5 separate regions of the Homo sapiens genome follow, and all the other regions are linked to region 1. A link is a contact called in ENCODE Hi-C or POLR2A ChIA-PET data. All regions are on one chromosome and are shown on one strand. The core of a region is the stretch at or near the end of the contact, and the rest is flanking DNA. Distances in the headings are between cores, read along the strand shown.

Region 1 (5,729 bases), core at 2,137-4,636:
TCACGGCTCACCCTAGACTCGAGCTCCCTGGCTCAGGTGATCCTCCCACCTCAGCCTCGTGAGTAGCTGGGACTACAGGCACATGCCACCACGCCTGGCTAATTTTTTTTTTCTTTTGTAGAGGTAGGGATTACCCCTGTTGCCCACGCTGGTCTCAAACTCCTGGGCTCAAGCGATCCTCCTGCCTTGGCCTCCCAAAGTGCTGGGATTACAGGTCTGAGCCACCACGCCAGGCCAGGAAAATTTTTAAATCAGCATCTAGATGACAGGTAAAGTATACTGTTTTTCTCTGGCATAGATAACACCCTAACAGCTTATTTCCCAACACTGTCTAACTCAAACCATCAAATTAACTTGGGCATTTTACATTTTCATTCCCACATAGGCCTTTGCTCAATACTCTTCTTCCTTGATGTCTTCCTTATTCTTCTCTAGCCAAATTTTGCCTGGAATGATTGTCATGATGGTATTAATAACAATTAATAAAATACTTAATTGTGTAAAGCATAGTAGTAAAAGATAAATGTGTCTTTACATGTATTTGTGTGGTACACAGACATACATGAACACAGAACTCCACTCAACCTTCTCAACACCTTGAAACATGAGTATTACCTGAATTTTAAAGATGACAAAATTTTGGTTAGGAAACGCTGAACAAGGATTTGAGTTTTAATAATCCTATGCCAATGCAAATTCCATTACACTACAGTGTCAATGATTAAGGCTCACCTTACATCTTACATCCACACAGAAGCCATTTCCAACTACCATGAACTGCAGAGATGACTTACTTTCCCAAGCATCCTTTCGCTTTTGACTAAATTACTTTCTTAAGACATCTTCCTTACTAGACTGAGAGCCCCTTGGATGTAGCGGGTATAACTTCTTATCCATGTTTATGTATTCCCAATGCCTAGCATTGTGACCACACATTGTATGTGCTCAAAAACTGCTTGCTGAATTGAAATGAACTGAGCCTTTAGTTATGGAGCCATGAAATAATTTCCTAACCTCTTAGGTGGTAGAAGCATTTCTTCCATAGAATCTCTGACACAGTTATCCAGATTCAACTAGCATATTTCTAAAATAGGACACTTACTACTTCACAAAACAGCCTATTCTACTTATTTAACAGTTATTAAAAAGTTGTGGGGTTTTGTGTGTGTGAGGTTTCTTTTTTTAAAATAGTAACTGAAACAAGATTTGCCTTCCGGTTCTACTGTTGGGGTCAGCACAGAGTAGGTATACTCTCCAACTATGACAAGAATAGATATGACAACAGATTTAAGAGTGATTCTTACAAAACTGGATACAATTCAACAAGAATAGTTTTAAAAAAAAATGTACAAAGGTAAAATAATTGTGCAGAAATAATGAATAACTACTTAGTAGACCTACAATCTAGTGATAGTCAAAAAGTGTCTATTCAAAAGGCAGCTGGACATTTGAATATGAATTCAGAGTACAGCCAGGCTAGTTATATAAACTTTTACTTATTAATATTTAGCCAGTATGTGGCCGGGCACTGTGGCTCACCCCTGTAATCCTGTAATCCCAGCACTGTGGGAGGCCAAGGCAGGCAGACCACCTGAGGTTAGGAGTTCAAGACCAGCCTGGCCAACATGGCGAAACCCTGTCTCTCTACTAAAAATATAAAAATTAGCTGGGCATGGTGGCAGGTGCCTGTAATCCCAGCTACTTGGGAGGCTGAGGCATGAGAATCACTTGAACCTGGGAGGTAGAGGTTGCAGTGAGCCGAGACGATGTCACTGCACTCCAGCCTGGGGGATAGAGCGAGACTCTGTCTCCAAAAAAAAAAAAAAAAAAAAAAAAAAATATTTAGCCAGTATCTTTCAACACTACAGAGATTCCTAGCACTGAAAAGATTCCTGATACCCCTGGCTAAACTCCATGGAACTGTGACTTCAAAAAGTTGGCAAAAACACCTAGAATTGGCGTACATTTCTAAGAACTTTAAAGCAGCAAGTTTCCCCTGTTACAATGGGCTAATTGACCAAATAACTAAAATCACTTGGTGTCACTACACATTTATCTCAATGCTGCCATCTTACGTTAAAATATGGGACTACACAGCTTTAAAAAGCCATACCTTATAGACTATGAAATCTGAAAATATCAATGATTTGAAACCCAACAAAAAGGTAGAAAAAAAAGGTTAACACTGAGAGTTGAGGTATTTAGTAACAGTAAAAAATATTTTATAGTAATTAACTTAAAATGGAAGATCTCGAGGCAAGTAATTATAGACCCAAAATAAATCTTTGAGAAAACATGAAGTAACTTGTTGAAATCCTCGAATCTAAAAAGATTATATTAACAGATATATGGGGAAGGAGACAGTAAAATAAAATCTGGAGATACTTCATTTCTTCAGTGAATTCAATCTGCTTTTCTAATCACAGCTGCTTAAATAGAAATATCTGCTTAAATAGAAATATCTGCTTAAATTTGCTGGTTTTAACTTTAATCCCATTACTATAGTGATGGTGCAAAAAGGAAAATAAAAATCAAGTTCCTAATAAAATGCAAGGAGCTGAATTTCAAGGGCCGGTTATATTTAACTGAAAATTTAACAATTTGCAATCTTCCATTTTTTCCATGAAGTAAAACCATGCTATCAAAATTATGTTGAAAAAAAAATTCAGTGGCACTGAAGAATGTCCCTGATTTAATGTTAATATTAAAAAAAACCAATCTGTATACATACTAACATTCTAACAAGGGGTAGGGGTGGGATGGAGAAAGCAAAAATAGCCTGGGAACTTGGGAAAGTGAAAGTCATTTTGTCAGAAAATATGGATGTCAAAATACTCACTTATAAACTCTAATTCCAAATTTAAAAAAAGGATTTTAAGTCATGTACAAAAAAAAAAAAGGCTAATGTTTTGATAGAAGAGATCAGGAAAAACACAAAGATAAACATTCTATTAAAAGCTTATTATTCTACCACACTGGTGCCTGACTGTCAATGTGTGGAGAAAAGCAGTAAGTAGGAACTCTCTGTACTTTCTACTCAATTTTGCTGTGAACCTAAAATTACTTTTAAAAGTCCATTAGTTAAAAACAAACAAACAAAAAACAACTTACTTGCTCCTTGCTGAGCATATATTGATTTTCTTTAGAAGTGCTTCTCACAGCACTAGTCAATCTGTTTTTAGGAGAGAAACCTGACAGAAGTCTCAAACCGTACTTTATTCTCCTTTCCTATTTTAAGGTTTAATCTTAATTCAGCAAAATAAGCATCTTTTAAAATCCTCATCAGTCTTTTAGTACAGAGATACCCAGTCCCAGGAAACCATCTGCCAGTTTCTTCATCATCGCTCACTGCTGAGCAGTGTTTGTTGATTCCTTCTTCAGTTAGAACAAGAGGCGGTGGCCAAAACGATTTCCTGTCTTAAAGGGTCAAACTCTCTCTTTCAACTTCTTACATTGTTTCACAATCTTACATAAACAGTTATATCATTATACATGGCTTTTATAAAATGTTTTTATTTTCTCTAGACTGTAAGAGCCACAGTGCAATGACTTTGCCTCAGTCATCACTGCCTGACATATAAACATAGTAGCTGCTTTGTTGAATGAATTTTCCTTTCAAGCCACAAGGCATAATCATCCAAAAGAAGTAAAAATGTTTTCCATCTTGCAATGAAAAGGAAGTTAGTTTAATAAATGACGCCATAAAGTTTGAAAAGAATAAGTCTCACAAAGCTCTTGTTTTCATTATTTGGACAATTGCCAAGGGGGGCAGGGGTGGTAGAGGGGAAGGGTGTGTGAATATCTGAAAAAGACATTAAGGACATGTTTGGGCCAGAGAACTATCACATATAATACCAATACCATGTCTGTATATCATATTATACTAAGTGCTTTAATAAGTATTATCTCACTTGATTATCACAATTCCATGAGTCAGGTGAGGTATAGGTTGAGTATTCCTTATCCAAAATGTTCGTGACCATAAATCTTTTGGATTTCAAATTTTTTCAGATTTTGAAATATTTTCATATATATAATCTTGGGGATGGGACCCAAGTCTAGACATGAAATTCATTTATGTTCCATATACACCTTACATACATAGCATGAAGGTAGTTTTATACGATATTTTAAATAATTTTAAAAGTTTCAACTACAACCCATCACAGGAGGTCAGGTGTGGAATTTTTGACTTGCTGCATCACATCCGCACTCAAAAAGTTTTGGAGTTTGGAGTATTTTGAATTTTCACATTAGGGCTAGGCATTCTTCATTCCTCTTTTCCAAAGTAAGGAATCTGCAGCATCCATAAAGCAGGACCAGGAGTCAAACCAAATCCAAGCAACTGCCTACTATGTCATATTGCCTCTACACCACAGAACTGCACCTGCTACTACAAGCCATGCATGAAAATTCACCTCATTAGCTTCTCAGTTTATTAAAATACCATCAGCTACTAGCTACCAAAAATGGAGTGCTCAATTAGTTGCATTTTTCCCTCTGTAATTTATTTGTAGGTGAGATAAGCAAATTATAAGAAAATAAGCAAGATGATGAGGAGGAGGTTCCAAGAACAGCTCCAGTCTACAGCTCCCAGTGTGAGCCATGCAGAAGACAGGTGATTTCTGCATTTCCAACTGAGGTAGCGGGTTCATCCCACTAGGGCTTGTCAGACAGTGGGTGTAGCCCACGGAGCATGAGACAAAGCAGGACGGGGCATCGCCTCACCCGGGAAGCGCACGGGGTCAGGGAATTCCCTTTCTTAGCCAAAGGAAGCCATGACAGACAGTACCTGGAAAATCAGGACACTCCCATCCTAATACTGCACTTTTCCAATGGTCTTAGCAAACGGCACACCAGGAGATTATATCCTGCGCCTGGCTCGGAGGGTCCCATGCCCACAGAGCCTCGCTCACTGCTAGCACAGCAGCCTGAAATCGAATTGCAAGGCAGCAGTGAGGCTAGGGGAAGGGCGTCCACCATTGCTGAGGCTTGGGTAGGTAAACAAAGCCGCCAGGAAGCTTGAACTGTGTGGAGCCCACTGCAACTCAAGGAGGCCTGCCTGCCTCTGTAGACTCCACCTCTGGGGGCAGGGCGTAGCTGAACAAAATGCAGCAGAAACTTCTGCAGACTTAAACGTCCCTGTCTGACAGCTTTGAAGAGAGTACTGGTTCTCCCAGCACGGAGTCTGAGATCTGAGAACGGACAGACTGCCTCCTCAAGAGGGTCCTTGACCCCCAAGTAGCCTAACTGGGGGGGCACCTCCCAGTAGGGGCCGACTGACAACCCATCCCCTCTGAGACGAAGCTTCCAGAGGAAGGATCAGGCAGCAACATTTGCCATTCTGCAATATTTGCTGTTCTGCAGCCTCCGCTGGTGATACCCAGGCAAACAGGGTCTGGAGTGGACCTCCAGCAAACTCCAGCAGACCTGAAGCTGAGGGTCCTGACTGTTAGAAGGAAAACTAACAAACAGAAAGGACATCCACACCAAAACCCCATCTGTACATCACCATCATCAAAGACCAAAGGTAGATGAAACCACAAAGATGGGGAGAAACCAGAACAGAAAAGCTGAAGATTCTAAAAATCAGAGCACCTCTTCTCCTCCAAAGAAACACAGATCCTCACCAGCAATGGAACAAAGCTGGACGGAGAATGACTTTGACGAGTTGAGAGAAGAAGGCTTCAGACGATTGGTAATAACAAACTTCTGTGAGCTAAAGGAGG
Region 2 (5,729 bases), core at 2,276-4,775, 860 kb before region 1:
CCCTGTCTTGTGCCAGTTTTCAAAGGGACTGCTTCCAGTTTTTGCCCATTCAGTATGATATTGGCTGTGGGTTTGTCATAAATAGCTCTTATTATTTTGAGATACGTTCCATCAATACCTAATTTATTGAGAGTTTTTAGCATGAAGGGTTGTTGAATTTTGTTTTGTCAGAGGCCTTTTCTGCATCTATTGAGATAATCATGTGGTTTTTGTCTTTGGTTCTGTTTATATGCTGGATTACATTTATTGATTTGCATATGTTGAACCAGCCTTGCATCCCAGGGATGAAGCCCACTTGATCATGGTGGATAAGCTTTTTGATGTGCCTGAGAGACAGTTTATATTGACTGCTTTTGTACTGCATGTGTGCCATACTTTTAGTTTCTTTGAATGTCTCCTAATTTTTTGTTGAAACTACATTTTAAAAAATGTTGCAACTCTTGAAATCAGAATCTCCTACCTCCCCAGGGTTTGTGAAAGTTGCTGTTTGTAGTTGGTGCTTGTTTTGTTTGAGCTAATTATTTAATATGTGATTTCTTTGTCATAGGTGGCCATTGGAGTCTCTGATAGCTGACTTAGTGTTCAGCTAATGATTGGACAAAGATTTTCTTAAATTCCTGGAGCTCACAAGTCCTCCAATCTTTGCCTAAGGGCTCTGTGTGCATTTGGAGCACACCTTGAACACTCCAGCAGGCAGTATGAAACTCTGCCTTCACTTTCACTTCCTGCCTCCATAGAGCCACAAGGTTAGGCAGAGTTGAGAATTTAGATCTTTCTCAGGTCTTAGCTGAGCATGCAGATAGCACTGAGTATGCTCACATCCCTACACATGAACTTGTACTTCTAGTTTCCCAGCATTATGTCTGTGCTTTTCAAATCATCCTGTGGACGTATCTTTCCACAGCTTCTCCTTTTAAGCTTTTGGTAAGCTGATTATTTGCTTCAACTCTTATGTACTGCCTCAGGCAACAGTGATGTGAAACAATTGCCACTCAGTCTTTTCTACAAATAATTGAAAATCATTTCTGTTAAGAAAAATATTCACATTGGGTGAACTCTAAGTCAAGTCACATAGAGACAATATTATGAGTGGAATATTTCAGGGAACCATCAGACAGGTCAAATAATGATAGTTCTCTGGAAATGGAGTTTGGAGAGAGCGCTAACCCTGTTCTATCCCCTCCGGGGGCTGCCAGACTGCCAGTGTTTATCATGATTGCAAGTTGTTGGTTTCCCAGGTTATTGCAGAGCTGGGGGCAGGGGAGGGAGAATGAGAAAAGAGCAGAGTAAAAGACAAAAAAGCTTAGTTTTTACTGACATTCAGCCATTTTTTTAAATAAAAGCTTACCTGATTTCTGCTAGTCTTTGATTAATTTCCAGAGTTCTGAAAAAGTTTACACTGACAATTTTTGCCAGTATTTTTATTGCTTGTATGGAGGAGAGGGTTTTCAGAGTCCCTTATTTTGCCATTTTCATTATCACCCCATGTCCTCTTTTAATAACAAATATTTTTAATAACATCTCTAACTATTCTAAAATGAAATTCATGGATAACATAACCTACCAAGACATTTTTTTGTTTTTTAGACGGAGTCTCGCTCTGTCGCCAGGCTGGAGTGCAGTGGCGCGACCTTGGCTTACTGCAACCTCCACCTCCTGGGTTCAAGCAATTCTCCTGCCTCAGCCTCCCAAGTAGCTGGGACTACAGGTGCCTACCACCATGCCCGGCTAATTTTTGTATTTTTAGTAGAGATGGGGTTTCACCATGTTGGCCAGGATGGTCTCGGCCTCTTGACCTTGTGATCCACCGGCCTCGGAACTCCCAAAGTGCTGGGATTACAGGCATGAGCCACTATTCCTGGCCAGTACACATTATTTTAAAATTACTAATATGATTGCCTAATTGTAATTTAAAGAAGAAGAAAGGAATATCATAATAATAATTGAAAATGCTTGGGGACAACTACACTGGAAGACATAATCAGACACACCTGTTTGTATAATCACTTTGAATTGGGATGTTACAAATTATTGCAGTTATATTTTCAGAGGATTCAAATGTCATATGTGCCATGGATATTGATATTATAATTTTCAAAAATGATTAACAATTCTCAGTAAGGTTCAAATGAAACAAAGTATAGTCTTCAGTTAGTTTACATTGGATTTGCATTTATGGGAAATTAGGTGTCTATTAAAACCATGAAAAGAAATATTTAATTTTTTATGTAAGATTGAATTTGGTCCTAGGCTTAAATCATTACATACAGATTTTTTAAAAATCTACATGAATAGTTGGTGGGACAGTAAAATCTAACATGATATGGAACTTCCCCTTACCTCCCTGACTACTACCCACTGAATGTCAGTTAACAGTCCCATAATAATTTATACTTTGAGACACCCTTCCCAAGAAAAATGGCCCTCATAAACTTCCAAAATATCCCCTAGAAGGCAGTACCATTCCTCTGAGAGCCACTGCTTTAGAAGAGCCAGCTGTTAGTTGTTTTTTGGCTTTGGGTTTTTTAAAATCTGAGGTGCACCAAGTTTCAAAGAAAGGTCCCCAATAAGAAAACCAACAAGCTGACTAAATGCATGTGTGCTATGGTCCCTGCTCACTACTCCTCTGCCCCACATTCCACCTTTCAGGAAGTTTGAGTACTGAAATAATACTAAATAATTTGCAGACACTTTGGGGGATTGGATGCTCAAACACTTTTTTCCCCTCTTTTATCTTATTTGGAATGAGAGTTTTATTTAGTGCATTCAGACGAACGAATATTAAAAACTTCCTTAGGTCCTCAAAGAAGGGCCTTGACATCTTTCCTTAGTGAGCTGGTCCAATGTTCTAAATCCTCTGAGCAGGATCCCTGTGGTGTGTGACCCAGATAGCGTCCCAGAGACTTTCACTTTATTTCCTTGTGAAGACACGTGAAAGCTGCTTTATCAAGGAGTCACTAAGTCTGGTCACAACACAGTTTCAAGGAACCAACACTGGGACACTTACCATTTTGATGATTTTATCAGCTTTGATGGTGAGCCTAATTACAAAAGTCCTATCAAATGAATATCCACTGGTTCTTGATAGACCACAACCAAATTGTATTTCCCCCTTGTGTTCCTAGCTATTTATGAATATTGTTGCAAATGCTGTAATTGCCATCACCTTCTTCTGACTTTCTCAATATAATACCTAATTAGTCAGTGTCAGTGTTGCCAGATGATATGAAATGCTGTGGCTTCTGGCCCTCATTTTCTAATGGATTTGGAATTGTATGTATTTATGTCATTGCTCTTCCTTTATAGCAACTACATGCCCTATCCCTGAATCTGTAAATATTCTGAGGCAGGTATATCTTGTAGTCCCCCAATAGCAAGAGTACCCTGCTTATAGTTTTTGGACATTTGTATTTAATGTTGCTCCTTTTATTTCTGTATGCATTCTCACTAGATAGGGCTTTAGCTTTAAAAACTGTGCGAATTTCATTCCACCAGAGGGCACCATGGTAAACTTCACTTTCAAAAGGATCCTTAACAACTCAGTTAAGAAATCCCTAAAAGGATCCTTAACAACTCAGTTAAGAAATCCCTAAAACCGAAATATTGAAACAAATGAATGTAATTAAAGCAGCAATACCTTTGACCAAGATATTTATTCCATCGTGACTTTTAAATCTCTATAGAATGATTCATTTTGCTAAGGGTATGTTAATCACTCTCAAGCACAACTTTGACAAATCAAAAATAGATAGCAGGCTTTATTATGGCCAATGTGTGAGCTCCACAGACTGTCAAAAAAAGAAAACAACAATAACAAAAAAAAACCCAGCACAGTTCTGTTAGGAGACATACCTCTCCTTTTCTGGCTCCAAAAGAGAATGAATGCTTTTTGAATCCTAGGAGGTAAACCAATATCGTAATTTCCTACATGCTACAAAATAGCCATCTTTAGTAAAGCTCCAATTTCAGGGTGGATTTTAATTGTTTACTACTAATAAACCTTGGGAGTTAATTTATACCATCCCTCAAGTCCCAACACAAACAGATTCCCTTTTCCAGAACTCATGGTGGCAAGATTCCATAGAACTCCCCAGATGATGGCAGCTACTATCAGAGCTCTCAACTCTGACAGGAATTAACAAATAACAGGTTACAAACAGGAAACACAGTGTCTCATATCCATGGCTCCACTGATGCATGGTACTATGTAACATGTAGGGTATGTTAATTCCCTGATATTTATTCACTTATTCATTCGACACATAGTTATTGAGTATCTCCTGTGTACCACGTTGTAAGCTCTGGGGATACAGTGATGAGGGCAATTGACCTGATCCTTGTCTTAATGGAGTTTGATTACTAGTAGGGGGAAGTCATATAAAAAGACGATGATAAACAAGGAATCAAATAAAAACATAAGTAATTTCAGTTTGAGAGGTCACAGAAAGTTAATAAAAAGGTTCTATGAGAATGAAGGGAACTCTCACACAGCTTGTGAGAGTAGGACTGTCTGTGTAGATAGCATGAGATAGGAGAAAGAGCTAGCCATGTGATAACATGGAGACAGGGACCAGCAAAATATTTAAGTCTCTTCAGCTGGAAAGACTGTGCTGTGTTCTGATAACAAAAAGGAGGCCTCCATAGCTAGAACAGTGAGTCCTAGGCAGAGTGAGGCAAATTAAACTGGGGCCAGATCCTGGGAAGGATTTTGAATTATTCTCAGGCATGTTTTAAGCAGGATGGCATAGTCCAGAGAATGGATTTCAAGGGAAGGAGGCAAGAGCTGGGGAAGACAGGGTGCCAGAAAGTATTGAAACCAAATAGCAAGTTATTGCAGTGGCTCAGAAGGAGAAAACAATGGTGATTATGGAGATGAACAGAGTAGCCTTATTCAAGGTGTGTTTTAGAAGTAGAATCTACAGGACTTGCTGATAAATTAAACATGGAAAGAAAATTAAGACAAAGATGACTTACAGGTTCTTAGCTTGAGCAACTGGGTGAATGGTTATGTTGTCGACTAAGCCTGAGGAAGGAACAGCTTTCAAGGATAGATGGAAGGAATAATTAGGTATCCAACTTCTACGTGTTAAATGAAAGGCGACTGTGATACACCCCAGGGAAATATATTCAGGACTGCCCTCTGAGCCCTCTAGACATAGGTTTCATTTGTACCACAACCATCTCCCCTTCCAAATACCCACAGAGATGTTTCCTATATCTATGTTTTCAAGGTGTGTGGTCGTGAAGAACAGGGAGCCCTTCACTCCTGTCTGCATTGCCCGCTAAACTACAGGCTGACGTGCCTTCTGATTTTCTTTTCTGCTGTCAGAGCATTTGCTTCCCTCTGTCCTACAGGACAACTCTAAATCATTATCTCCACAACACCTGCTCCATATCAAAAGTGTTAGATTTTTAGCCAGAAGACATGCACTATTTTTCTTACTAGCTGGGTGACCTGGGGCATGCCATTTAACTTCTGGGAGCCCTGCAGGTCTTTGTAAAGACAATATCAATGATTACATGTAAAAGCACTTTGTAAACTGTAAGCAGTTACGTAAATAGGCTTGTTATTCTCATTTTTGTCTCAGTCTCCACCACTGTAACAAATAATCTTCCTTTTTTTTTTTTTTTTTTTTTTGCTCTGTTCTCCTCGCTTTTCTTCTTGCGTGCTTCTTCTGTCTCTTGTCCTTTCTGCCACATAAATTTGCTTTCCTGAAAAAGGCTGGTTA
Region 3 (5,729 bases), core at 1,604-4,103, 740 kb before region 1:
TGTAGCTACTATGGAAAATGATACGGCAATTTCTTTAGAAATGAAATATAGAATTGCTGTATGATCTGCAGTTCCACATCTGGATATCTATCCAAAAGAAGTGAAAGTAGGGACTTGAACGAACATTTGTACACCAATGTTCACAGCGGCTTTATTCACAACAGCCAAAAGGTGGAAGCAACCCAGTGTCCATGGATAGATGAATAGATAAATAAAATGTGGTATAAACATACAATGGGCTATTGTTTAGCCTTAAAAGGGAAGGAAATTCTGACATGCTGCAATATGGATGAAGCTTAAAGTCATTATGCAAAGTGGAATAAGCCTATCACAAAAAATAATATTACATAATTCTACTTATATGAGGAATCTAGAGCAGTCAGTTTCACAGAGACAGAAAATAGAATGGTGGTTGCCAAGGGCTGGGAGAAGAGGGCAATGGAGAGTGAGTGTTTAGTGGGTCAGAGTTTTAGTTTGGGAAGGTAAAAAGTTCTGGAGATGGATGATGGTTATGGGTGCTCAACAGTGTGAATGTACTTAATGCCACAGAACTGCACATTTAAATGTGGTTAAAATCATCACTTTTATGTTATGTATATTTACCACAATAAATAAAGAAGTTGATATTTCTTATACTTACAAAGAGGAGAAGGGCATTTGCAAATCAACAAGAAGTGTGAGGCCCCTCTCTCTAGCAGAAAAATAGACTAAATCTATTTCTTTATCTTTTAACATCCTGTTTAAGGGAAATGCCAAAACAAATGGGAAAAAATACACACACACAAATATATATGAACATGTTTTGCCTCATGAGTAATCAAAATGTGTACATATGTATGTTTATGTATGTGTGTTTATATTTAAAATCGTGTTCTGCCTTATGAGTAAACAAAAAGTATACAAATTAAAAACTATAATGAAACGTAATTTTTTAACCTATCAATTTGGCATTTTTTTTTGAATGACTAAATTCTAATCAGGGATTAAAATGACTGGTACAAGTGAAAACTTTCACATCCTGTTCGCATAGTAAGTGGCAATATGTATCAAGTGTTTTTTAAAGCATGTTTTCTAACTCAATAAATTTCATCTAGGAGTCTGGCTTAAAGAAATAATCCAGGATGCAGACGATGGTTTATTTGCAATATGTTTATTTAAGCATTAGTTATGATAGTGGAAAACTGGAAATAACCTAAATCAACACTAACAGGAAATGGCTGAATAAATTCTAATAGATCAAAACAGTGGAATTTAATGCAGTCATTTTAAAATGTGGGTTTAAAGCAAATTTTTCTATCTGGGATATTTTTTGTGATATAATGTTAAGAGAAAACCCACAATATGTAATGCTAAGTCAAGAATACAGGATGCTTGTCATTTCTAAAAAACATCAAGTGAGTATAACATGCATTTATGTGTGTACATATATTAAGACCAAAAGAAATATTCAATGTCTTCAAGGTGGTGGGATTTTAAAAAATTTTCATTTCTTTCTTTATATTTTTTCTGTATTTTCACAATGAGCAGTCAGGCAGCCAATTGGCCTTGTGTTGAGGTGCTCCAGAGGGCAGAACCAAGACTAGCAGCAGTAGGAAAGTGATTGAAGCTAATATCAGTAAGAAATTTCCAATAAGCAGAGCTTTTCAATGTGGAGCAGACCTCTGGGAGTTTCTTTCTGCCAGCCCAAAATGTTTCCAGCAGAGGCTGGGTGACCACCATCCACAGTGATCCACAGTGGGGAGAGGTCACAAGAACAGTGCATCCCAACCCTGGCTGGGCCACAGCATCACCCGAGGGAGGATAGAATGCAGATTCCTGGGCCATGAACCCTATCTACCTGGATTGAAACTCCAGGGCTGGGGTCTAGGGATATGTATTTGCCTTAAACTTCCCCAAGGAATTCTAAAGCAGCGAGACAAAGTTTCTACACCTGAGAATCCCTAGATTAGAGACTTTCAAGGCAGCTTCCAACTTGGAGATTCAAAGCAATTTTGCAATTCAAAGGTCTAGAGACTATTTGAGTATCTATCTTAAAAAAACGAAGACAACAGTATAGATGCAAAGGGAGGCACGGCTGGGGTTGAAGGATGGAATCATTTGAAGATCAATACTTTTTCATTCATTTATTTATTCAACCACCAATGACCAAGAGCCTGTGCTGTACCAAGTTCTTCATGTAAAGCACTTGGGATATGTTAGGGATCAAAACCGTTTCCTGCCCTCATAATGGTCACATTTAGGTCAGGTTAACATAAAACGTAGATTCTTGGGCCCAGGAATGACTGAATTAGAATCCCTGGAGAGGGACCCAAGAATCCATATTCTATAAATGTTCCCAAGGTGCTGCCTGTATACACTAATGCAATGTTGTTTTTCAAAATATGGGCTTTGACTCATAAGTGGTTTGTTATAGTAATTTAGTGAGTCAAGAAGCTTTTTTAAAAAATTAAAATAACAGAAAAAAGAACAGGAAAAGGAAAGGAAAATTAGAATGCTGACACATGGAAACAGTAACTTGTTTCATAAAGCTTCTGTTTCTGTGCCCTGGGCCACAATGTAAACTGGGTTTCAGATGGAAAACCATTGCTAGAAAATATGATATATAAAATACATCACTGCTCTAGTCCTCTCTAACCCCTGCACGCAACAGTTCTGTTTTAGTCCAAATCTGGAGGTGAGATGCTGGGGCACACTGACCACCTTGAGGAGGGACAGGCTGTTCTGGGAATTTGACTCACTGGGAATATCCCTGCTATAATGCCACTTCCTTTTTCTTTTGGATTGAGCCTAGGGCTGCACTCTTGCACAGATGGTAAAGTCTCCAGCACATGTTGCATCATTTTCTCTGGTAGACATGACAGAGCACTGCACACTATCTGTCCTGGCCTTCGTGGCAGAGTTAGAGCCGCATACAGAAACGAACTCCTGGGACCCATTGCTTCCATTTGCTAGGCTGCTTTTTAGGGGAACAAGAGAGCAGGTCTTATACAACCAATTTTCCAGGCCAAGTCCTGGGTATTTGATTTGGGCCCTTCATATCAGGTCAAAACCATATGCAACCCATACTTGGCAACCAAGATGAAAGATACCAATTGTTTTAAATAAAAATGAAACCGGACGGGGTGAACAAACCCACATAAGACAAGCTGAAAAGTCCTCCCAGGCTCTCTGAGAACCCAAGAGCCTGCTGTGCTGAGCAGACCAGGGATGTTCCTGTGGTTTACTTGTTTGCTGTCACGGAAGTTTTGCTGTCACTAAGAAGAAAAATCCAAAGGCTAATTCAGCATAAATGGTCCCCTTGGCTGCACTGAGGGCAGTCACAGGTGAGTCATAAACAGTGTTGAAAAGTAGAGATCCACCCTAGAGGCCTGAGACATGCTGCTTTTATCTCCAGCTCAGAGCAAGAAAAATGTCTCAGAAGGAACTGAAAATGGAATTACTCAAACTGAAAACTGCTGTCCTCACCAGGAGGATTCCTTTCCTGACCCAAGTCTGGGAAGTGCCACTGGTAAACCCCCAGAAATGAATTTGCTCATCAGTGAAGGACAGAGCTAGATATTCTCAGATGTACCCAGTGACATTTTCGCAGCATTAGAAGCCAAGCCTCCTTCACCTCAAACCAAATCACTGAAATGCTTGATTCTGTGCAGCTGTGGTAGAAATGCCCTGTATCAAAGGCAGGCTCCAGTACCACAAGCCAAAGATAAATAACAGAGGAAATGATCAAGACCATGACCTCTTGATGACCCCCTGGAGCTAAATCTTTGCTAGACCTCAGAATATCAAACAGGCCACCAGCCCGCCAAGAGCAGTTCATGAACAGTGTGGAAGCCACCTCAGCCTGCGAGAGCCTGGCTCTCTAGAAACTTGAGACATCCCAAAGGAATTTCTTGTTTTATCCTCCCAAACAGGGGTTTGTTAATTCTTTCTTCAAGTGAAGAAACCCTTTCCAAATAAACGTACCCAGAAAAGGTATTTTCCATTTACTTGGAAGTTGGGGTTGTATGTATCTCTTGTCCGGTGGTGAACTATTAGTATTTTGAAAAGTGTGTTCTCCCACCAACTAGCAAAAAAAATGAAACAGAAATACAAGGGCCTTCTCCTACTGGAGATTTTGATTATAGATTCAAACAGGCAAACATTATGGAGTGTTTACTATTGGACAAGTATTGAGCTAAGTTCTCAGAGGATCCTGAGTGGAACCAGACTCAAGTTGCTCACAGAGGGAAACAGTGGGCAGCTGAAACTTAGGTTTCTTTCTCAAATCAGTGTCATAGCACCTGAAGGAAACTCTGGGCCACCACTTCGAGTTTAGGAACCCCTGAGGCACAAGACAGCAACTGAGGCTGAAGGGACCCAGTATCTAACAAGCAAGACTTGTCCCCTAAATTGCCTTTGGAGTGCCTGGCCTGAAGACTGAGGCAAGCCAGCTAAATCCTCAGAATAAAAGATGTGGAGAGCAGCCAGGAGACACCACCTGATGCTCAAGGAGAAGGAGATCTTGACTGCACTTGACCGCACTAGGAGTGCAAATAGGTCTAATTTGCGTCTCTTAGCTGCAAGACTCACCGTGGAGTACAAAGGTCGATCAACGGAGATTATAGGTAGAAATAAGTGTCATTGTTTCGTTTACTCCTCTCTCCTCTTGTCAAAGAGGGCCTCAAAGTTTAGAAGACTCATGTTCCCGGCTGGCTTAAAGAAATGACTCTTCTTCTCAGGGCTTTGTCAGAAATATGAAGGGTTTGGTTAGACAAGTGGATTTCAAACTGCACTATAAGCTGGGCGTGGTCACGCACGCCTGGAGTCCCAGCTACTCGGGAGGCTGAGAGAGGAGAACCACTTGAACCCAGGAGGCGGAGGTTATAATGAGACAAGATCTTGCCACTGCACTCCAGCCTGGGCAACAGAGCGAGACTCTGTCTCAAAAAATAATAATAATGATAAAACAAAATAACAAACTGTGCTATAGTCATAGAAGTTATATTCAAATAAAACCTTCTATTGTTGTGTACATAAATCAAGTCCAAAGAAGAGCAGCACTACAAGTTAAAGAAGGAACACATTGTATTCCTCTAAGGCCCCCTCAAAGCAGTGTAAGCCATGGATAAAGGAGACTTCTCAGGCCCCTGTTGCCCAATTCTGAAACCCTTTTTTAAAATGCCCCTCAGACATCCATGACTTCTGTCTTTGGCCTGTTGTGGGGCAGTCACCCAAATAATGGATCAAGACCTTGTAAACCCAGAGCCTCCTGTTTCAGCAGGAGTCAGTTAGGCCAGGCCCTAGTTTGATGATGGGTAAGAATGACGGCTCAGACCTGCCTAATATAGCTGTCACTTTGGTTTTTCTGCCAAAGCATCAAGCAAGCAGTGAAAAAACATGAAATTAGGGAGGGAGGACTAATAAAATAGTTTCATGCATAGGACCTCAGCTTAGTATACTAGCCCTATTTACATATAGACAACCTATTCTCAGGAATCTCATTGTAAATACTCCTTGATTCAGAGAAGTATCAGTTCATATCCACTCCCTGTGAATGCCAAACCAGGGCCCTGTGTATGAAAATATTTTATTCAATCTCATGGTTGTCAAATATGTTTAAAAGTGGCCAAAGAAGTCTGAAAGATTTGATGCACCTGCATTTTGCATTATATTGCTTTCTCCCCAAAGAGGATATGTCTCTTTGAGTTTCACTGATCTTTATTATAGATTCCAGCAATTTTCTGACTCTA
Region 4 (5,729 bases), core at 870-3,369, 550 kb before region 1:
TGAGGCCTTCAAGGCCCTTCAGAACTGGCCTTTACTTATCTCCCCATTTTTCTTGGCCCATCACACTCTAGTCACCCTACCTTCTGCCACTTTTTTGAATTTGTTATATTGTCTTCCTAGACTAGACCCCTCTCCCAGCTCTTCACTGCCCAATCCCTTCAGGACCCAGTGGAAATATCATTTTCTTAAGGAAGACTGACTGAGCCTCCAACAGGATTCCTGATCATATGGTCTCAAGGAGACCTGTACTTTTCTTTACCAATATTGTATTGCTATTCATTTGTTATTTGTCTTTTTCCATTTATTGTCTACCACTTCTAGGCATTAATTTCATAAGGGCAGTGACCTCGTCATCCTTTCTCATAGCTGAAGCAGCTGCTGAAGTTTAGTAGGGCTGGGCATAGAAACTTGCTTTATAAATATTTGTTGAAAGAATAAGTGGAGTCATGAGCGGGTAGATGCTGTTTTTGGGTAGATGCTGTTTTAGGCTAGTGGCACCCAGCTTGGATCTTTGCAAGGTCCCTTTGGAGAACAGAGCCATTCTGAGAGACAGAAGAGCGATAACCAGCAATGCCATAAATAGTAGAAGGCAAATAATGTGCATTGACAGAGGGAAGGCCTTCTCACCACATTGACAGGGTTTGTCTGCTCTGAGGCAATGCCATTGACAAAGGACACACATAAACTACTACTGGTGGAGCAGGAATAGGCCTTCTGCAATCTCATGCCTTCGGCAGCCCTCACTGAGAGTCTAGCCTTGCCCTGTCCAATATAGGACAGCCACTAGCCACATGTGAGCCTTTGAAATATGACCAGTACCCCCCAACCCCCACCAAGGAACTGATTTTTAAGTGTTATTTCATTTCATACTTGACATTTAAATTTAAAACCTGATACTCTATTCAGTTGGAAAAAATAAAAATGTTTAGAATAATATGGATATGTGAATCTACTTTTTCAGTTGTAAACTTTAGGAAGTTTAAACCAGGATTAACTATCTCTCTCTCTCTCTCTCTCTCTCTCTCTCTTTTTTTTTTTTTTTTTTTTTTGAGGTAGAGTCTCGCTCTGTTGTCAAGGCTGGAGTGCAGTGGCACAATCTTGATTCTCTGCAACCTCTGCCTCCTGAGTTCAAGAGATTCCCATACCTCAGCCTCCCTAGTAGCTAGGATGACCGGTGTGCACTACCATGCCTGGCTAATATTTCGTATTTTTAATAGAGACAGAGTTTTGTCATTTTGGCCAGGCTGACCTTGGACTCCTGACCTCGTGATCCGCCCTCCTCAGCCTCCCAAAGTGCTGGTTACAGGCATGAGCCACCGTGCCCAGCCAGGACTATTTCTTAAGGAAAATTTAGCATCCCATTTGAAACGTGCTGCAAGTGTAAGATATGCCAAATTTCAAAGGCAATACCGGAAAAAGGCAAAATATCTCAACAATTTTTATATTTATACACATTAAAAAATTTTAGAAATATGAGGTTAAATAAGCACATTCTAAAAAATAATTTTATCTGATTTTTTTTTTAATGTGGCTACTAGGAATTTTTAAATTGCTTTTGTTGTCATATTGCATTTCTATTGGACAGAGCTTCTCTAGAGAAAGAGAGATGAGAAAACATTTCTTTCAAACCAGAGCCCCAAAGTTTTAAACAGATATCACAGTGGCCCATATTTGGAAGGAAGGGACAATTAAAAAGAGAATCTTCCTTCATTACATGAGAAAAAAACTATTATATTAAAACCTGAAGTGGTAGACACCTGAGTAATATCAGGAATTGTGAAAAAGAAGCACAATTTCTCTTCTTCCACAGATAGCTGTAATGTTCCTCCTTGCAGTATTTTCAACCATGAGGGAGTTGTAGATTACAGAGACAGCTTCCTTTAGACTGACTTGCCTGGCAGATCAGCTAAACTGGTAATGAAATGATGATAGTGACTATAAATTATTGTGTTCTTCTGAAGTACCTTTCCTCTATAGATCTTGCAAGATTTCACAAATGCTAATTAAATCTTTCACAATATCCTACAAGGTCAAAAACTTAACTTCCGTTTGAGTGGTGAGAAAGCAGAGACTATGGTGATTTGCCTAAGGCCACAGAGCAAACCAGCCAAGACTAAGCAGGGAGGGTGCACAGTCCCTCAGCTGGGCTGCTAATCCAGATGGCTTCTCTTAAGGTGCCAGCCAGGCAATCACAAAATTATTCTTTCTTTCCAGAGTGCCAGCACCCACTAACCTGTAAATAGCACCTTGTTCAGGGGGAGTGATATTCTTTGGTAAGTGACCGTAAACTGATTATACCAAGTCCTTCAATGGAGAGATGGTGGTTAAAAAGCAAAACTGAGGCTGGTAAATTTTTACCATTTCTTTGTAGACTGTATGATTTGGGGCCTTGCTGCTCAAAATGTGGTCAGCAGCATTGACATCACCTGGGATCTCATTACAAATGCAGAATCTCAGACCTCACTCCAGATGTGCTGGATGAGAATGGCCATTTTCACAAGCTCCCCAGGATATGTGTGCCTGTTAAAGTTTGAGAAGCACTGATCGGAGGACTTCGGTTATAATCCCACCTCCTTCTATAAGTGATTAAAGAAAATTCACTTATACTCTCCTTTGAACAGCTGTATGCTTCTCAATTTCTCTCTCTCTCTCTCTCTCTCACACACACACACACACACACACACTTTATTTTTCAATCTCTATAGACTTGCTTCTTTGTAAGGCTCTCAATTTCTCCTCCCCAGTGACACAAGCTTGCATGTGGATATAGCTCGTCATGGTGCCTATTTATCTTCAACTTTATGCAACCTTAGCACTCTTTTACTCAGAAACCTTTTGACTGGGAGAGCAGGGCAAACTCAAATCCCTACAGAGACCAGGAAGGCAGCATGGATGAGTGCAGAAAGCTACATTTGTTTCAGAAAGGAATCAGTGTATATTCTTTCAGCAGACACATTTAGTTTGTTTCTTATAAGCCACTAGAAGAGTCATTACTTTCACAAAGTCATATGCTTATTCCCATTTTTCATAAAATATGGCCTATCTTCAGTTTTCCCAGTTTTGATACAGAAAAAAATATAAGAAAGATTTTCTATTTCCTATAACTATAAAAGCCCACTAATAGCACCAGCACAGCCACCCCTGGGCTTCACACAGGGAGTGGCAGGAGCTGTGCAGATGGAGAGTGCATACTGGTGTGAAGGGGGCAATGGATCTCAGCTCCAGCCATTGTCTTCATGCAGGAATTTGGGACCATTTTACCGGATCCTCCCATTTCTTCAAGAGAAGCCGGAAATCTGGATTTCTATGTGAAATCTCCCACTTTTTTATGCTGGCAACTAATTTTCTTTAAACACTGTGCCAAACAAAACATACCTGCAGGCCAAAATCTACACCCTCTGGGCTGGATTTCAATGTCTCTTAAACTCTCAACAGAGAGCATCTTACTGTTTCAGTTCAGGGTAGATGTCTACCCATGGTCCCATCGAGTGGGGTCTGGATATGGAATCAGCTAGAAGAAGCATAGTCTATGCCCATTCTTTCAGCAGGGACTGTGGGCAGGAAACCATTTCCAAAGAAGCAGGCATGAGTTGGTGGCCATACAAATATATATGTTATATTGATAAATATAAAAACAGGAGATTCTGGGGGACCACAAGTTTTTACAAATTAGGCTTATTTTAGGATAAATTCACCCTTGTTAGTGTGCAGTTCTGTGAGTTTTGATATACATATGCAGTCAAGTAACCACTCCCACAATTAAGATACAGAATAATTCCATCACCCCCCAAATTTCTTGTATGCCCCTTTATAGCTAGCCCCTGACCCTAACCTCTGGCAATCACTAATATATTCTCTTTTTCTATAGGCTTGCTTTTTTTCAAAATGTCATATACATGGAATCACACAGTTTATAGCCTTTTGAGTCTGGCTTATTTTACTCAGCATAATGCCTTTGAGCTTTAACCATGTAATTTCATGTATCAGTAGTTCATTCCTATGTATTGCTAAGTAATTTTCCACTGTATAGATGCACCACAGTTTGTTTATCCATTCACCAATTAAAGCCATAATCAACTTCCATGTAGAAGTTTGTGTGTGAACACAGTTTTAATTTATTTGGGGTTACTACCTAGGAGTGAGATTCTGGGTCTTATGGTAAGCATACATTTTACTAAGAAACTATAAAACTCTTTTCCAAAGTGGCTGAACCATTTGACATTTCTAACAGCAATATTTGAAAGTTCCCATTGCTCTGTATCCTCTCCAGTACTTACATGCTCAGCATTTTGGTTTGGTCTGGTTTCATTGTTTCTGAGCTCTTCTGATAGATGTGGAGTACACCCCCATTTTGGATGAATTGTGCCAAATGTGTAGACCATCCTCAAAATCTAAGGTCTCAGTAAAAACAATTAAACATGATTTCTGATATAATGTCTTATCCTTGAAAACCCTGACCCATCCATCTTCAGCACATTCACATGTGTAATAAGGTAAGTGATTTTTAATTCCACCAGGTTTAAAGACCCCTGACGTGACTTATTGCCATTCTGCTACTGAGCCTTGAGAGATTATGGTAAGTGCCAAGAAAAAAAAAATGACTTTGAACTGCTCTTTCACCAGTTAAAAATAACACTGAAACCAAATGTAAACATAAAAGAAGTGGTCAGATTCGGGTTACATATTAACGGTGTTTGGTCAGGCTGGAGCTGAGGCACAGCAGCAGAGAATGCCTTTTACTTATCACTGTTTCCAAACCTCCCTACCTGGACTAGGCTTGACTGGATTTACAAGAGACCTTTTGAAAAGATGCAGAGAAGGCAAGCAGCACACATTTCCTGGTAATAAATTTTAAAGGTTGCTAAAACATTCCAGAGATTTTCACTCAACATTCCTCTGGCCAACACATCTGCAATCTGCCAATCCTTAAAAATAGGTGTTTTTGCATTTTAATCTCACAAACATCTTTGAAAATGCATTTCTTCTCTGCCCCTGTGTTGGACAAATCCAGCTTTTTCCATTTTCTAAAAACCACAGAAATATAATGCTGCTTAATTCATACAAGACTGAGCTAACTGGAGTTAAAATAAAATTTCTGAGAGTTTGTTTGGCTCACTCTTCCCTACCAGATGATTCCATTCTTAAAACGGTCCTGTGATTATATTCTCTCATTACAGAGGTGTCCAGAAAAAAAATAAGGAGTGCAGTTCTGAAATTATATAAAAGCAAAATTATTACTCTAAACGTAAGAGCTGTGATAGATCGTGTCATTGACCATGGTTCTTTTCCCCTGACACACACGTCCCCACCACCCACCCACTGTATCCATATGCCTTTTGCCATATGACTTTGCAGCTCTCCCCACTAAAGGGGCAGCCATGCGATTTGCTTTGGCCAATGAAATGAGGCAGTAGTGGTGGTATCCTAGTTCTGAGCCTAGGTCTCAAGAAGTCTTATGTGTTTCTGCTTATCCTCTTATACCTCTGCCATCACCATGAGCCAAACATCCCCCAAGTAGCCCACTGGTCCCAGGACAAGGAGGGAGACATGAAGCAGAGCTCATCCAGCTGCTGCAGCCCCACTTGACCCAGAGACCTACACTGGGAAGCAGAGCTGCCCAGTCAAGTCCAACCTGGATGTGTGGAACCCCAGCCAACCTGATGCATGAGCAGTAAGTGTCTTTTTTAGCCACTGAGATTTGGACTGGTTTGCTTAGAAGCAAAAACTAA
Region 5 (5,729 bases), core at 2,217-4,716, 530 kb before region 1:
CAAATTCATTATCTCTTGCTTCTCATGCACAAGTCAGTGTCAGCAGGAGGCATCAGTGCTTCTGCAAAAATAACTAATTCAACATTACTTTGTCAGATCACAACCCTTCTTTGCTAAAACCTTCCAGAGGCTCCCTGTCTCACTCACAGAACAACCTCATGGACTTCCTCTGTTCTCAGGATTCTCATGACACAATATGACCCCATTTCCTCTGACTATAGGTCCTTCCTCTCTCCCCCTTCCTGATGGTGCTCCAGCCATACTGGCCACCTTGCTGTTCCTGAGGCACACCAGGCAGCTTCCAGCCTCAGGACATTTGCACTTGCTGTTTTCTCTGCTTAGAGCCCTCTTCCCCCATATCCACATAGCTTGCTCCCTCAACTCCTTTAGATCTTCATTCGGCTATTACCTTCTTCCTGAGGCCTTCCCTAACAACCCTATGAAAATTGCAATACCTGCCAGCCAAACATTCCCCATCCTCCCTTCACTTTAATTTCCGCCATAGTAATTTCATCTTCTCACATGCTGCATATTTAACTGTTTTGTTTACTTTCTTTCCTCCATTGGAATATAAGCTCTATCAGGGCTTTTCATGAAGGACATGCAAGTAGATGCTTGATAAATATTTGTTGGATAAATAAATCAGTGCATATACCAATCTGAAGTCACAAAATCAATATGAGCATCACCTTCCACTAAAGACATATCCTTTCAGTTATCGATGAAAAATGAAGTTGAAAACACAATAATCAGCCTGTCATTGAACAATGCAGCTGCAGCTAAGATCAAGTTCTTGACTGACTTTGCCGAGCCCAACCAATTCAAAGGAAGAATAAAAACATGGTCAAGGGACCCAAGACCCAGCTCTTATCCCCTACTCAGAGAAAACCCAGAGAGAACCAGCCTTCTGATGTCTTGTCCTTCCTGGTTTTGACCAACCTCTAAAAACCATAAGAACAGTTTGTCTCAGTATTTCAGTACTTCCGCTTCCAGGCCCAGGAAAGAGCAGGAAGTGCAGGGGCGTGTGAAAATCAAGAAAAAAGAAGAATTAAACCCGCTACACATGAAGCGCTCAAAGACTTCCTCTGTAACCTGTTGCAGCACACGAGTTTCAATGTGCTTTCACTGAGAGCCCAGGGGGACTGTGCTGTCCCCAGAATTTCGCACCATGCCCCACACTCTCAATGAACACTTGTTGCCTAAAAAAAAAAAATTAAATTTTAAGACCTTCAGTTTCTCTATTTGTATAAAGTGATTATAAAACCTACCTTATGGAGCTGTCTGATGATCACATATGAAATCGCATATGTTAAGTGCTTATGCAGCGTCTGGCACATGATCAGCATTAATTTTATGTGAACTGCCATTTTGATGGCAGTGGTGGCGATCTGATGGTGGAGGAGGTTTAGTTAGCGCTGGGTAGATTGTAACATATACCTATCCTTAATGATTTGTTCAACCTGGAATTTTGGACGGAGCCTGGGCCTGAGGAGTTGAACCTTAGAGTGATCCATTTCTCTTGGAAAAGTCCTGTTCAGTTTGAGCAAGAAACTCTGGAAAGGGGAAGGATGTATTTTAATCCCAGCTACCAGGGTGACAGGCAGCAGAACTGAAACAGCATGACTAAGCACAGACCATCTCCTTTCATTACATGGGGGGCTGAGGTCTTTCCTCTCTACTGCCAGGGACTGGAGAAAGGAAAGATACCCAGTTTAATTGCATCTGATAAACGGATAGTAAAGTCCAAGAGTAGACAATTGGAATATTTCCCCAGCCTTTTTCCTGTTAGGTTCTCAAAGCTAGAAAAAAAATGCTGAATGTCTTTTCCCTAACTTCATATCGCCATATGAAGCCCAGCTAAGTTTCCCTTGAAGTTCACTAGCCCATTTCCTCTGTAGGTCTACAGGGGCCACCTGCCAATGTGCAGGGATTAAATGAAGAAATAAAGACCTAAGGCCTTTCTAGAAGCTAAAAACCCTAGGACTCCCTAAACACTTTGGAGTTGCAGCTCCCATTGGTTAAGAGGTATGGATCGCATAGTTTCAAGCTGAGCCATGCTTTTCGGAATACTCTGCTTTTTCTCATCTTTTTCCACTATAGTAATACTATAAATGAGATCTCTTCCAGAAATAAAGGCAGAAAGCCCCAAGCTCGATGCTAAAGATGTTTGTGACAGAGTTCTGCAAGAATAGGATATTTGCAGTCTCGTCTGCGATAATCATTTCAGAAGTGGCTGCTGATACTGGTAGGTATGCAGTCAGCAATTGTGGTGGAAACGGGGAATGTCTGCTCAAAGAGACAGAATGTGCAATGACTCAAATGATTTCCAGCAATTGTCAATACTATTTGATGTTAGTCATTTATGCTACCTTTTTCTTATTTATAGATTCCTAGCTTTAAATTAACCTCCCTGATATATGGAAGTAATTTGGTCAGTAATAAGTTCCTTTGTTTTGGGTTTTTTGTTGTTTTTTTTTTTTAGGACTATGTGGCAGAGGAGACTCCTGACTTTCACTTCTCTAAATAACCAACAACTCCTCACTGTCCCTGTGTAAAGCTATCATGGCTGTGGGGAAGGAGAGACACTTCAAGGACAGCTCAGAGCAAAGTACCAGTTTAAAATCTTCTCACGAGAAGAGCAGCATCCTTCACTCATTTGTCCTTTCACTGAGGGTGCACTACATGTACTCACTGTGCTAGATATTGGGAATACAGGGCTGAGTGAGACATGGGCAGACTCCCTGAGAGGTAACACTCAGACTACATCTCAAAGGATAACTAGATATCCGCCAATCAAGATGGAGCAGCAGGCCAGGTATACAGGCTCAGCATCACTTTGGGCGTTGCTTTATCTTAAAAAGCTGCCTGAACCACTTAAAGGGACCCACTGCTGCCTTCAAAAGAGTACAGTGATATGCATCTTCCTGAGGTCTTTCTAAGCCACTTCTGGAGCTAGATATATGTTTCTCAGATGTCTCTGAAACAAGGTTTCCAGGCAACTACATCTGAGGCCATTGGTGCTGCAATATGACTGAAAGGAAAGAGGGTGTGTACTTCAACAGCCTTGCTGTAAGCAAGGTGGCTTCATCCCCTCCCCCCACCTGAAATTGAGAAACACAGAAGTGACCACAGTCCTAGGCCACTGTGTGCAAAAATGGGAAATGTCACTCATCAGGTCCTCTCCCACGTTTAACCAGAATCATCAGCCTATAGATTCGGGAACTGAGTGGCTTGACCATTTTGCACGTAAGCCATATGCAATTGGTCCAAAGGAGACCAGTGAGCAACAATTCAATTTAGAGTTCACTGAACTCTCTGGTTTGGGAAGGAAATTGCTAGTAATCAATTGCAGCAAGCATACAGGCTCAGGGCCAGGAAGAGAAAAATCACTTTAATGGGCAAAGCAGATGTTGCTAAATTCATTGCAAAAGTGAGATGGGCACAGAGCCAGGCCTTGCATGAGAGATGCTGATCTGTTCTCCTGAATGAACAAAACAGAGACATTTCAAAAAGGGGGGTTTCTATGAAAGAAGCCAGAGGTCTGTGTCCCTGTTAGAGTAAATAAAAGAAAATGCACCCAGGTGTTCAGGTCCCCCATACCACCACAGGACTTAAAGTTGTTAACATCTTACGAGGATTTTTAAACAAATCCAGAATACTAGCAAAAACTGCCTGGGGAGTCTTCATTCGGTTCTAAGGAGAGTATGTGGTAGAGTAGAGAGAACACGGGCTTTGGCATCAGATCTGTTTCTTCCATGAATTAGTTGCTTCCACCACCAAGAAGTTGTATGACTTGGGCAAAGTTCTTAACACCTCTCAGTCTCAGTTTCCTCCACTGTAAAATGGGCCTAATGTCATTTACCTTATTAGAGCAGTTGTGAGGACTAGTGATAATGTCTGTAAAGTATGGTAGAGAAATGCACTTAAGCAATAACATGTTTTCAGAACCATGAAAAGACTAGTGACACTAGGATGTGGGGAGAATTGGTTAATGACAGGGCAGGGTGGGGTGGGATGGGGAGAATTTCTGGCCCAATATTGACCAGCTTTGGCACGTGCTCTTGGTGAAGGATTACTTCACAGGTCACATGTTTCTTTGCATGCTTAGGCTGATAAAACATCTCTCAAGAATATAAGAGCTCAGCAAGTGTAGGAGCATAGCCCAAGAAAGGTCACTGTGTGTACTTAGAACATTTTCATGGAGTAGCTTCAAATGCAAGCCTCCTAAAAGAGAGTTGATTCTGATTCCCCAAATCTGAAATGTTCTTTACTTACCTAATTCCCACTCATCCTTCAAGGCCCAACCAGAGTCCCTCCTCTGAGAATCATCCCAAATTCCTCTGGAGCTCACCATCTCTACCTACTCACATATTGCCCAGTTTATATCAGCTGCCTTCAATCCTTCCTGGAACAAGACATTAATCCCATTCAGTAAAAACTTTAAATGCTACTTACTCAATTCTTTGGCCTGTCATAGTAAAGTGTCATACACTGATCATCACCTGAATCATGTGGTTCTACCCCAAATACTTAGCAACTTCCTAGAGTTTAGATATTGAACTTGCACTAATTAAAATCTCTAAATCAGAAGGCAGAGAGAGCTGAGGGCTCTGACACTTGACTAGTTGTGTGAGCTTGGGCCAAGTTTCATGGCCTTCTCAAGCCTTAGTTCTCTCATCTGTATACTGGAGATAATAATAGCACCTTCCTCCTAGGACTTGTGTGAGACTTTCGTGAGCTCGGTCCTGCAAAGTGCTCAGCACTACATTGTTAGCTGAGTAGTAACAGTCACTTTCCTGAAAGCTTCTTCACCCAGAGGGGCTAGCCCATGCCTGTGCACAAAGAATGTCAAATTACATTCACACCCCCTGAGATTTCCAAGCTACAGGCCATTTTCACAGTGGCCACTCTCCAGAAAGCTAAGTCCTGCTGAAAGTATGTTTCCAAGTTGCCATCACCTTTAGAATATTTCTGATAAGCAAGCAAAACTGCCTGTGGCCTTTGGCAGTGAATTTCTGGGGGCTGGTAAGAGGAGGATGTTTACCAGAGCACAAAGGCCAGGTCATAAGCAGAGAATATTTTGGCCCAGACAGATCCCAGAGAAGGCATTTTTGCCAAGCACAGACTCCATTCTCAGGTCCTGAAGTCAGCATTAGACACTAAACAAACCTTCCCGGGTTCACATTTGTTTACTTTTGGCCAAATGCAACTTCCTGTTTGAAAGGAAAAGGGCAGTAAAGCTTTCTATAGCCTTCTTGGACATAAAGGCTCTACTTGAAACAATTGATTTGCTAAGGATAAATGAATCAAACGTACACAATGGGGATCTCCCCTCCCCTCAAAATGTTCATGTTTCAACAGGGAAAGTGCTCAACAAAACCAAAACAAATATTTTTTCAACTGCTGGCCAATGAAGATTGTTTAGGCCATTTCTTCTCCTGAGAGCAAGAAAAACAGACATCAGGAGAGAGCTGAGTTACATGTGCTGTGTCAGAGAAGTCACTGCGACACACTTGGGGGTTGAGATTTCAGTTACACAGAAAGTCACAAAGTTGAAGTTCCCACAGCCACTCAAACCACATTCCCTAGCATGAACACAGAACAACCAGCTCTTTCATTACGTGACTACGTCCCAAACCACGTCCTTCAGGATCCTGAAATTCCCTCGGATGCCCATGCGCCCTGCACCTAGGTTTGAAAACTGACTACCAACCCCACATAAATCCACC

Evidence for each region. Hi-C counts contacts between places; a loop is a spot of excess contacts on that map. ChIA-PET counts read pairs that join two places held with the same protein, here RNA polymerase II (POLR2A). Pooled maps may share reads with other maps.
Region 2: a loop to region 1 is called in a map of CD8-positive, alpha-beta T cell, with 6 times the contacts of the local background. The contact joins two enhancer-like sites. A Hi-C loop is called at or near these places in 2 of 168 maps with a recorded cell type or tissue (CD8-positive, alpha-beta T cell and HCT116), 10 of 37 single-sample maps with no recorded cell type and 11 of 50 pooled maps.
Region 3: a loop to region 1 is called in a map with no recorded cell type, with 6 times the contacts of the local background. The contact joins two enhancer-like sites. A Hi-C loop is called at or near these places in 3 of 37 single-sample maps with no recorded cell type and 4 of 50 pooled maps. POLR2A ChIA-PET finds 5 or more read pairs at or near these places in 1 of 52 experiments (activated naive CD4-positive, alpha-beta T cell).
Region 4: a loop to region 1 is called in a map with no recorded cell type, with 4 times the contacts of the local background. The contact joins two enhancer-like sites. A Hi-C loop is called at or near these places in 3 of 37 single-sample maps with no recorded cell type and 3 of 50 pooled maps.
Region 5: a pooled map shows a loop between it and region 1 (5-fold over the local background). The contact joins two enhancer-like sites. A Hi-C loop is called at or near these places in 4 of 37 single-sample maps with no recorded cell type and 4 of 50 pooled maps.

The regions. Positions count from the first base shown.
Region 1 is chr10:87,530,153-87,535,881 of GRCh38, reverse strand. All of the region lies in intron 4 of MINPP1 (multiple inositol-polyphosphate phosphatase 1), which reads right to left. Among named protein-coding and RNA genes, the nearest start is that of MINPP1, 28 kb to the right of the region's middle. Within about 2 kb of position 3,386, at least 7 of the 41 ENCODE cell types and tissues checked have a DNase peak (open chromatin) inside an H3K27ac peak, as active enhancers do.
Region 2 is chr10:88,387,412-88,393,140 of GRCh38, reverse strand. The region is part of intron 4 of RNLS (renalase, FAD dependent amine oxidase); the gene reads left to right. Among named protein-coding and RNA genes, the nearest start is that of RNLS, 190 kb to the left of the region's middle. Within about 2 kb of position 3,525, at least 3 of the 41 ENCODE cell types and tissues checked have a DNase peak (open chromatin) inside an H3K27ac peak, as active enhancers do.
Region 3 is chr10:88,269,060-88,274,788 of GRCh38, reverse strand. All of the region lies in intron 1 of LOC101929727 (a long non-coding RNA gene), which reads right to left. It also overlaps a transcript of RNLS not described here. Among named protein-coding and RNA genes, the nearest start is that of RNLS, 310 kb to the left of the region's middle. RefSeq lists an enhancer at 3,139-3,188. Within about 2 kb of position 2,853, at least 7 of the 41 ENCODE cell types and tissues checked have a DNase peak (open chromatin) inside an H3K27ac peak, as active enhancers do.
Region 4 is chr10:88,079,326-88,085,054 of GRCh38, reverse strand. LOC105378415 (a long non-coding RNA gene) reads left to right here. Exons shown (of 6, transcript XR_007062225.1): 4 at 2,215-2,273; 5 at 4,518-5,671. Among named protein-coding and RNA genes, the nearest start is that of PTEN, 220 kb to the right of the region's middle. RefSeq lists an enhancer at 4,549-4,843. Within about 2 kb of position 2,119, at least 4 of the 41 ENCODE cell types and tissues checked have a DNase peak (open chromatin) inside an H3K27ac peak, as active enhancers do.
Region 5 is chr10:88,062,393-88,068,121 of GRCh38, reverse strand. No RefSeq gene overlaps it. Among named protein-coding and RNA genes, the nearest start is that of PTEN, 200 kb to the right of the region's middle. RefSeq lists an enhancer at 5,641-5,700. Within about 2 kb of position 3,466, at least 15 of the 41 ENCODE cell types and tissues checked have a DNase peak (open chromatin) inside an H3K27ac peak, as active enhancers do.